2 separate regions of the Mus musculus genome follow, and region 1 is linked to region 2. The links are chromatin loops, found by intact Hi-C in ENCODE. Cell type or tissue: left cerebral cortex. All regions are shown on one strand. Links, peaks and the distances in the headings refer to the core of each region. The heading gives the core; the rest is flanking DNA.

The links. Hi-C counts contacts between places; a loop is a spot of excess contacts. Peaks named below come from ENCODE experiments on the same cell type or tissue, not always from the same donor. Only the 100,000 strongest peaks of a DNase experiment are listed, where the experiment ranks them.
Region 1: it touches region 2 in a loop (2.3-fold over the local background); 2 of 42 quality-filtered maps call a loop at or near these places.

The regions. Positions count from the first base shown.
Region 1 is chr2:83,810,582-83,814,978 of GRCm38, forward strand. Fam171b (family with sequence similarity 171, member B) reads left to right here and starts at 2,031. Exons shown (of 8, transcript NM_175514.3): 1 at 2,031-2,396. The coding sequence starts at 2,168. In left cerebral cortex, for the core only: a CTCF peak has its summit at 2,064; DNase peaks (open chromatin) are centred at 804, 2,033, 2,950 and 3,614; H3K4me3 peaks cover 2,650 bases; H3K27ac peaks cover 2,575 bases.
Region 2 is chr2:83,882,155-83,886,551 of GRCm38, forward strand. Fam171b (family with sequence similarity 171, member B) reads left to right here. Exons shown (of 8, transcript NM_175514.3): 8 at 1-1,380. Among named protein-coding and RNA genes, the nearest start is that of Zswim2, 57 kb to the right of the region's middle. In left cerebral cortex, for the core only: no CTCF peak of the experiment used is centred there; a DNase peak (open chromatin) is centred at 1,998.

The DNA.
Region 1 (4,397 bases), core at 314-4,313, 71 kb before region 2:
GATTAAAGGCCTGTGCTACCACTACCTTCAGAGCTACTGTCAAGAGCAGCTCTGAGAACACAGGGAGAGAATGTTTGTAAATCCCTGTTATTTTATTTTATAGGAACATTTTTATATTCTTGACCACAGTCTTTCTCCACCACTGAGCAACCAGCCTGTTGTCTCCACAAAGATGGGAACACTGGGAGGGACAACCTTAAGAATGAGAAGGGCAGGGAGAAGAAAGGCAGCTCAAATGTTCTGCCAGCTTTAAAAAGGTGAAGAGTGCCGTGCAGCCAGATGAGACAGATTATGTGTAGAACTTCCCTCGTGCACTCCAAATACAAAACACTCCAGTTTGTTAAAGCCGAGGCCCTTCAGTGTAGCTTTATCCTTTAATCAGTTCCGACAGCTGATCTTGATAATGTCATAAGCCACCTAAGATCTCAATCAGGCAACTGAGACCTCCAGTCAGACATAGCCTACCTCGTCACCATCAACTTCCATCAACCATCTATCTCTGCTGACTCCAACCTTAAATACCAATTTCCCCTGTCTTTCCTCTTGTTTTTAGGATCATGCATTTTGTCACTTCTCATTTTTTGTTATTTGATTTTGTTTTATCACAAATGTCTCAAATGTGTCCATCTCTCTTCCCTGCCTTCCCTTCTCCAATCTGTCTTTCATGCTGATAGCAAAGTGACCCTCAAAAAAGAAAATTAAAAGCATGGTTGGTAGGTATCTCTCTCCCAATCAACCTCCAGAATGGTCTTTAGTGTAGATTTCTGCTTGCTTATATAGCATCCAAGGTTGCTGCATTTGCCATCTGTGAGATGCCAGAACAGTGCCTCACACAGTAAGCACAAGTGTCTGCTAGTTATTTTTAAACAGTTTAATAGTCTGCACTCACTGTAGAAAAGGATAAGTCCTCTGGTAACTGCTTTCCCAGCTTAAACTTTCCCAATACATTATGCTTTTATGCCTCTCTCTCTCTCTCTCTCTCTCTCTCTCTCTCTCTCTCTCTCACACACACACACACACACACACACACACACACACAAACGCACTTCCAGTTTTTCGACGACTTGGTATCTACTATTTCTGTGTGAATTTTTATTTTGTGCAGACTACCTTCCCCGGTGTCTTTCACAGACTTTACTTAATTTCTTTCAACTCTGTGTAAGCTCTAAATGCCTGTACTGCTTCTTCAGTTGCAACCACCACTGTGGACTATATTTTGCTTATATATTTATTGCCTTGCCCTAACAGGCAGTAAGTATTTGGAACGAAGGGATTCTATTTTACTTATTCTAAGCTCCTGATTAAAACGCACAGAGAACTCCTAGTTTATTATTTGTTAAATAAGACTTTTATTTGTTTGTTTGATTGTTTGTTTGTCTTGAGACAGGGTCTTTCTCTATAGTCCCTGGCTGTCCTAGAACTCCCTATGTAGAACAAAGTTGGTCTCAAATTACTAATACTTGCCTGCCTCTACCTCCTGAGTGCTAAAAATTAAAGGTGTGAGCCACCATATCTAGCAAGACATTAAAAAACAAAACAAATTAAAAAACCCTCCAAACACATGGAAAGTATAGGTTACAAATAGAAAAGGTGTAATTAGGAATAATTTATGATGAAGAAAGAAATTCTCATTTAAGCAGAAAAAAAAAAAAAAAAAGCCTGGAGAATATCAGTTTATCTTGTAAGTGGGCCAAGGGACAGCAGAGACTATTCCGTTAAAGGAACCTGGCTTTTGAACCACAGTTGTCTGATTGCTTTAGAAGGAAATTAATGTGCCACCTTTTTCTACCTCGGTGTCTAGTGGAAGGAATTTTATTCCACTCTACATTTTCCTGCTGCCTCGGTAAAGATTAAGGGCCAGAAACTCTTTCCTGTTAATCTCCGCCTAGCTAAACGCCTGGGCACCAGCATCACCTTGCAGAGCACTTGCTGGGTAGCCACAGGGCCCAGGCCCCCGCTCGCCCCTCCCGGCGGTCACGTGCGCGAGGATGCGAAAGCGGGCTCGCCATCCTCTTGCCGGCCCGCTCCTCCTCCTCCTGCCGAGGCTGTGCACCGCAGACGGCGCGAGGGGGAGCGAGCGAGCGGGCGCGGCCGGGTTCCGCAGCCCTGGCGCCCGCCGCCTCCCGCAGCCCCGCAATATGCCTCCGTGGCTCCCTGGCTCTTCGCCATGGCGAGGCTCTGCCGTCGCGTCCCCTGCGCCCTGCTCCTCGGCCTGGCCGCTGTGCTGCTGAAGGCGCGGCTGGTCCCCGCGGCCGCTAGAGCCGAACTCAGTCGCTCCGACCTCAGCCTCATCCAGCAGCAGCAGCAGCAGCAGCTGCAAGAGCAAAAGCAGCGGGAGGAGGCAGAGGAGGGGAGGCCGGAGGTGCCTGGGGCATCCTCTACTTTGGTGGCTCCAGGTACGTCTCGGTAGCCCAGCCCTGCTTTACTTCTTCTGTGCCAGCGATCGCATCAGGCTTCCCGGGATTCTTAGCTCCTTTCTCGTCTCCGCTTAGCCTATCTTTGCTGGTCTCAATTCCTTCGCGTCTTCCCAGGTTGCCCGTTCGGCCTTTAGCTCTTTGCTCGGGTGGGAAATCTTTCCCGCAGAGCACTGCAGTGGGCTTCAGAAGGGTCGGGGGCTGGGGGTGGGGTGGGGGTGGACGGTAAGGATGGTCAAGATGGGTGCCTGTTTCCACTATTCCACTAATCTTATTTTCCCTCTTCTTTCTACACACACACACACACACACACACACACACACACACACACACACACATACACACACACACACACACACACACACGCTCTCAAATCCCTTTAGCATTCTCTTCTCTATCCTCTCCTAGATACTGAGCAAACCGTCTTGCCATGTACACCCACACAGCGTTTGCACTGTTTCTCCCTGCCTGCTGTATTTAAATTTAGAACCGGGGAAGTGGGGGGGGGGGCGGGATCTCTATTTCTTTATATTTCTCTTCTTACCCCAGGAAAGATCCAAGGCGGCTTGCAAAAACAGGGAAAAAATGCATTTGCTACAATAAGATGAAAGAAAAAAAAATGAAACAGGAGTTTGTAGTTGAAGGAAGGGATGTGGGAGGGAGACAGGTAGCTTGGAGTGGTGTTTGGGTAGCATAACCAGCCCCTCCCCCTGAGGGGAATCTCCTTGTAGTGGAACTTAAATGAGCCATCTCTTGACTCATTCGGTAAAGGGTGATGAGATACGGGTGTAATTTATATGACCATCACAGTCCTCTATTTTCTGTTTCCCTCTCCCTCAGGTAAAGCTCTCCGAAGAGCAAAGAGCTGGGTTATCCGTTTAAATAGCTTTTACCCAGCCCACAATCCACTTAGTTACCTTTTACATTTTAAATTCTGTCTGGGCTTTGGGGGAAAAAAGGGGGGGGCTTTTTAAAAAATGAAAACAAAACACAACAACAACAACAAAACCCCACCAATTTTCTGGGTAGTGGGCTGAGGTTTCACAAACCCTAGATGAGTGAGTGTTATAACACTGATATTTTTGTTTTAAAATCTGCCTAGCAGCATTATAGAAGATGCTAAAAATGAAATTCTGTAGAGTGGAATCAGCGTCTTAGATTATCTTGCTTGCTCATCATCGGAGAGCAGTTCGGAGGCATGCCAGCTGTGATTCATGACACAGCCGGGATGATTTAATTTCTTGGAGTGCTTTGAGCATGGGATGAAATCACCAAAGTGCACAGGGGAAGGCATGCATTTCTGACACCCCCCCTACCCCCTTAAACCGATTAATAGCACTCAAAGGTGGTTACAATGGAAAGGTATGCAGTTCTTTGGTTCTTACTGGGTTTTTAGTACCCGGAAGTGTTAGTGCCGTGGAGTGCATGAGGCTTATGTTAAAGCTGGAGATTGTGTTTTCATAGCAAGAGTGATTTCTTGCATGATCAGTGTAATGGGAGTCTGGGAGAGTGTGGGTGAGTTTCATGGTTTCTGATATATTTTGTCTTACAGGAGCGAAATGGGTTTGGTTACCACGGCATTATGAGTTCTCCTGGGCATTATGAATAACTGCAATAATGTGAAACTTTTGTATTTAGGATGAAAGTGAAACTATGTCTTTTCTGTAATTTGGGAGGGATGTTTGGATGTTTGGATGATTACTTCGGAAGCCATCAGTTCCTGTTTGATTTAGGTTAATGGAGGTAAAGGATGTGCTGCCCAGCAGTTTACACTAAGGTCTGAAGAGCAGCTTGGCTGCTGTGTCTTTCTCAAACACTCTAACCCCCCACCCGGAGGCAAATGAGAACAACTGAGTAGAGTGCAGCCAGTTACTGGGATGGTGTGTTAACCAGTGATGCAGCCCAGGCACAGATGAAGTTAAGATGCGCCTTGAACTCATTGTGACCTCCAGAGTGAGGTGGTCTTACCCCAACCTTTGTTTC
Region 2 (4,397 bases), core at 82-4,081:
TTTGACTAAGACTTGCGTTAGGAGGATTAATAACATCTTTCCTCCGTGTACATTTTGTTAGCCAAATTAAACAGATGTGCAGTTATTAAACAGATGTGCAGTTATTAAGAGGTACAGACCTAGTGTTTCACGTTGGAACAAGGAATTTTTGCATGTAACATTTTCTTTTGCGTGTTGTTTCTCGAATTCACAAGATACTGATAAACTGTTTCTATTGGAATGAGGTTAGGGACGATATAGTTAAATGCTGCACCCGGTCAACACTTTAAGTGTGTATGTATCCTCACCTTAAAAAGGCTTCATGTCTCAACTGGGCAATGCAGTGCACATAGAAATGTATGTGTGTATGGCCCAAGTACGCCAGTGACTTCGCTCATTCTTGTCTAAGGGAAATGAGATGAGGTATCCTAAGGGCTTTTATAGAATTTTAATTTCACAAAATACTTTTAAAAACCCACTGCGATGCTGTTTTTGGTTGGGAATGTTAGGCAGTATATCTTTCCTAATCAGGGGAATGTGACTTCTCATTTGCGAGCTGTTCACAATTCCTGGTAAAAAGCTAAAGCCATCTACCTTTTCCTAACCCAAGTGATTGAACCAACACTACTCACTACTTTCTTAAAGTTTTAAATTGAAAGCCAATGCAGACTTTTGCATATGTAAACTAGAGAATTTTGGTTACAAATTGTTGATATTTGTGGATCCTTTGTACCTAGTTTGGATATATCTTGAAGGCATAGCTATCAGTTAACCGATGAAGTCGTTTACTAAATACAGCACAGCTATGTGCGATTTTGAATACATACAACCTTGAAACTTTATAAAGCCCATTTTTATGACTTTCTGCAGGTGAATAGGGATCATGCCCTTTTATAATTCACAGTGTGCCACAAAGATCACAAACACTGAGGGATACTAAAGCTCTTCTTTGTTTTGGCAGTTACTGTCAGGCCAGTTTCTGTGGATTTGAATCCTCCACTATTACCCATTAGAGTGTTTTAGACATTTGGGGGGGGATATCAAATACTGCCCTTTGAAACTTCCCAGAAAGGTAAAGCTCACAACTCCATGTTTATTTCTATGGCTTGAGTTACCCTCTGCTGTGTGCAGACATCATAAAGAGGTCTACTTGGTTTCGACCTCAGATCCAGAGCTGACGTCGTGCCCTCTTGTTCCCAGGCGTTTCCTTGTTCATTTTCCTTTGTCTTCTTTCATCAGAGAAATCTCATGTTTTGGTGTATTTATTGCTGTTACTGTATTTCTTGAACAGTCTGAAGATTTGTAAAATGTTACAAACAGTTCTTTAAGGATAATAAAATTAATCTAAATGTATGCTTGTAGTGTTTAATTTCAAATAAAAGGCAAAGGGTTCCTTCCCAATGTAGTAAATATTTAATCCTCATTACTTTCTATTCATTATGCCCCACAGTGACATTAGCCCCGTGTCTATAATGAGACTGATAACCCCTTCCTCCTGTGTCTGCAGAATTCCCAGTTTTACTGTTGAAGCTGAGCATAGACAACTAGTTTTCCATTGGATGGGATTCATTACCTTCACAGGCCATTTTAAAATTATAATTTCTTTTTAATTCTAGGTGGAAAATGATATAAAGCCTTCATACCACTTCTAAAATGCCCTTTGGGCTTTTGGCCCAGCACTAAGTAATAACTCTAAGGCCCGTGACACTCAGATTTCCAAGGTCCTCTCTTAGCCAGTTGAACAATGTTTAGATTCAGTCAGGTGGTGTTTGGGAGCTTTAGAGTAGTTTTGAGAATTATCCTGGCTGCCATGTTTTTAGACACTCCAATATTTCTTACTCATTATGTAACCAGTCATACTTTCGCCTAGATCTACTACTGGGTGTTGGACTCTGAAATCACTTGGCAGACTCTCTGTCTCCACCGGCCTATGCTGAAGCCTTCCACCTGGAGCCCTGCAAGCTTAAGCAGGATTGTGACTGCCTCTGTGCCAGCGCCTTGGTCCTAAATGCAATGAAGACTACTGGATTCTAAGAAAGAATGTGGCTAAGTGATAATTGGAAGTATAGCTGTTAAAACAACGGGATGTGTGAGCTGACCAAGACACTGTGATCTCAGAAAGTGTAGGAAGGGTGCTGGGTAACATAAAAAGCTGCAGAAAGAGAGTTGGGTGGAGACGAGAGATATTTTAATGTTATGGAAAGTGATTCTACTTACACACTAAATAGTTGGAACAGATAAGCAGGGCCCTCCCCTTCAACTAACTACTGGAAAATATGAAACGAGGCCAGCTGTTGCTTTATCTTGGCTCCACAATTGGCATCTTTTCTCTGCATCTAATAACAGATTCCTTTGTCAGGATACAACACAAGATAGCTACCTTCCTGGAGGATGCTCTCACACCAAGGGAAGGGCTGAGGAAACGGCTTAGCTGCACGAGATTTGGATTTGCCATCAAAATGAAGATTATCTCCTCGGTATTTTTATCTTTATTGGGTTCACATTCTTAATGACAGTTTTATAGTTTAATGCCAGAAAAGTAGTCAGGAACTCAATAACAGCTTAAAATGCTAAAGGCAAAATGTATTGGTAAGATCACCTACCATTAATATAAACTCAATATAATTTCTTGGAGGAGGAATAAATTTTCTTCCTGAAATAGCTATGTTTAAAGATCACATATATCTCCACTTTGCTAGTTGAAACAAACGGACATCTTTGCATCTCTATTTTTATAATGAATTATATGTGGGCAGAGCCTTCCTTAGCTGAGCCCCTCATTCCCTGGTCTTTGTACCTAAACTAGTGGTATTGTAAATAATAATCTATAATTTTATAGGGGTGTCCTACTCTTTTTTATGAGTTGGCTCTTTTCCTTCTTTTGTTCAGGTTGACAGTGGGTTTCATAACTCATCTGTTCACTGTTTCTAGTCCTTGTAGACCTTATTAAAATACTAGACTAACTACAGACAGTCTGATCCAAAACAAACTGGATAATTACAGCCCCAGGAGTCTCTAAGCTTGTTATACTCTGATGCCTTCATTAAAACACCTTTCAAAAATACAACACTGAAAAGTACAATTTTGGCTACTAGGAAAGGTGAAATAGTGTTTCAGAATATTTTTACTACATATTTCCATCTTTCAGCTCAGAAAATATATCTTTGTCTTGTACAAAAGTGGTAGTTAAAAAGTTATGCTCAAGTTTATCTCCACTAACTAGGATTTTGTGTTAAGTGGTATTTTGAAGCCTTACTTTCTATCTTGAATAATTGCTGAAATATTTGTATCCACTAAACAGAGAATATTTTAATTATGAATGTACACTTTTATAATTTTTCTTTTTGCTCATTTTTCATTTTTGTTTATTTCTAATTTAAAAATATTTTCATTTCATGAATTATTTATTAACTATTTTTTCTATTTTTAAAAGATTTCATATATTTATACAATATATTTTGAGCTCTTTAGTAAATACTATTGATTTGATTGCTGATTGTGGGGCAGAGCACATGAGGTTTGTCACTCAGGACTTTGTTTTTCTAGGGAGCACGTATATCTATAAGCACAAAGGGAGAAGAGGGAAAACAGGCACTTGCATGGTTAGATACTTTGCTTTCTTTCTTGCTGGTAAAAATGATAAATTAATTTTTTAAAGGATTCTAGAAATGAATTTATGCTAATGATTACTAACACACAAACTCATTTTCTGAAACCCTTGTTTCTCACCAAATATTCCTGTCTGCGATTTTCCTTTTCAGTCAAGGAACAAGTTGTAGATTATTTAGAGTGGAACTGAAATTGTTCCTCTGCTTATTGAGACTTAGCTTTGTCATCTGCTTATCTGTCTTCTTTTAGAAGTCCAGGTGGAATTTTGTACTATTAAAATTAATTTTAATAAAACAATTTTAGTGTAAATTAGATAATTTCTAAGACTCCCATCTTCCAAGACATACTCAATCACTTCTAAAGAGAAGAAAGGTTTTATTTTACTTATGTATGTCCTGGAGTCTGAGATGGTCTACGTTCTTACATTGCACTGATAACCTTACATATGTCTGCTAAGACCATAGGATCCCTGTGGATAGGAATTGCTCTTTAACACCCTTAGTTTCCAAGAATAGCTTTGTGATATACTTAATAATATTGATTAATGAATACATGATGATAGATTTTGTTCAATGGAAATATCTAAGTGTTTAGAGAAGTAAGGAGAGAGGTGTCAGCAAGATGGTAGAAAAAGAGCATCCTGGAGAGATGGTCTAGGGGCCCTAGGGAAAATGAGAAGCTGAGTTTGAATCTCAACACTAACATAAAAAGCTGGAGACATGTTCCTGCAGCCCCTGTGCTGTAAGTGGGAGACAGAAATAGGAGGTGCTCCGTGGGTGCCACCTTACATCCTGGTTTAGTAAGAAATT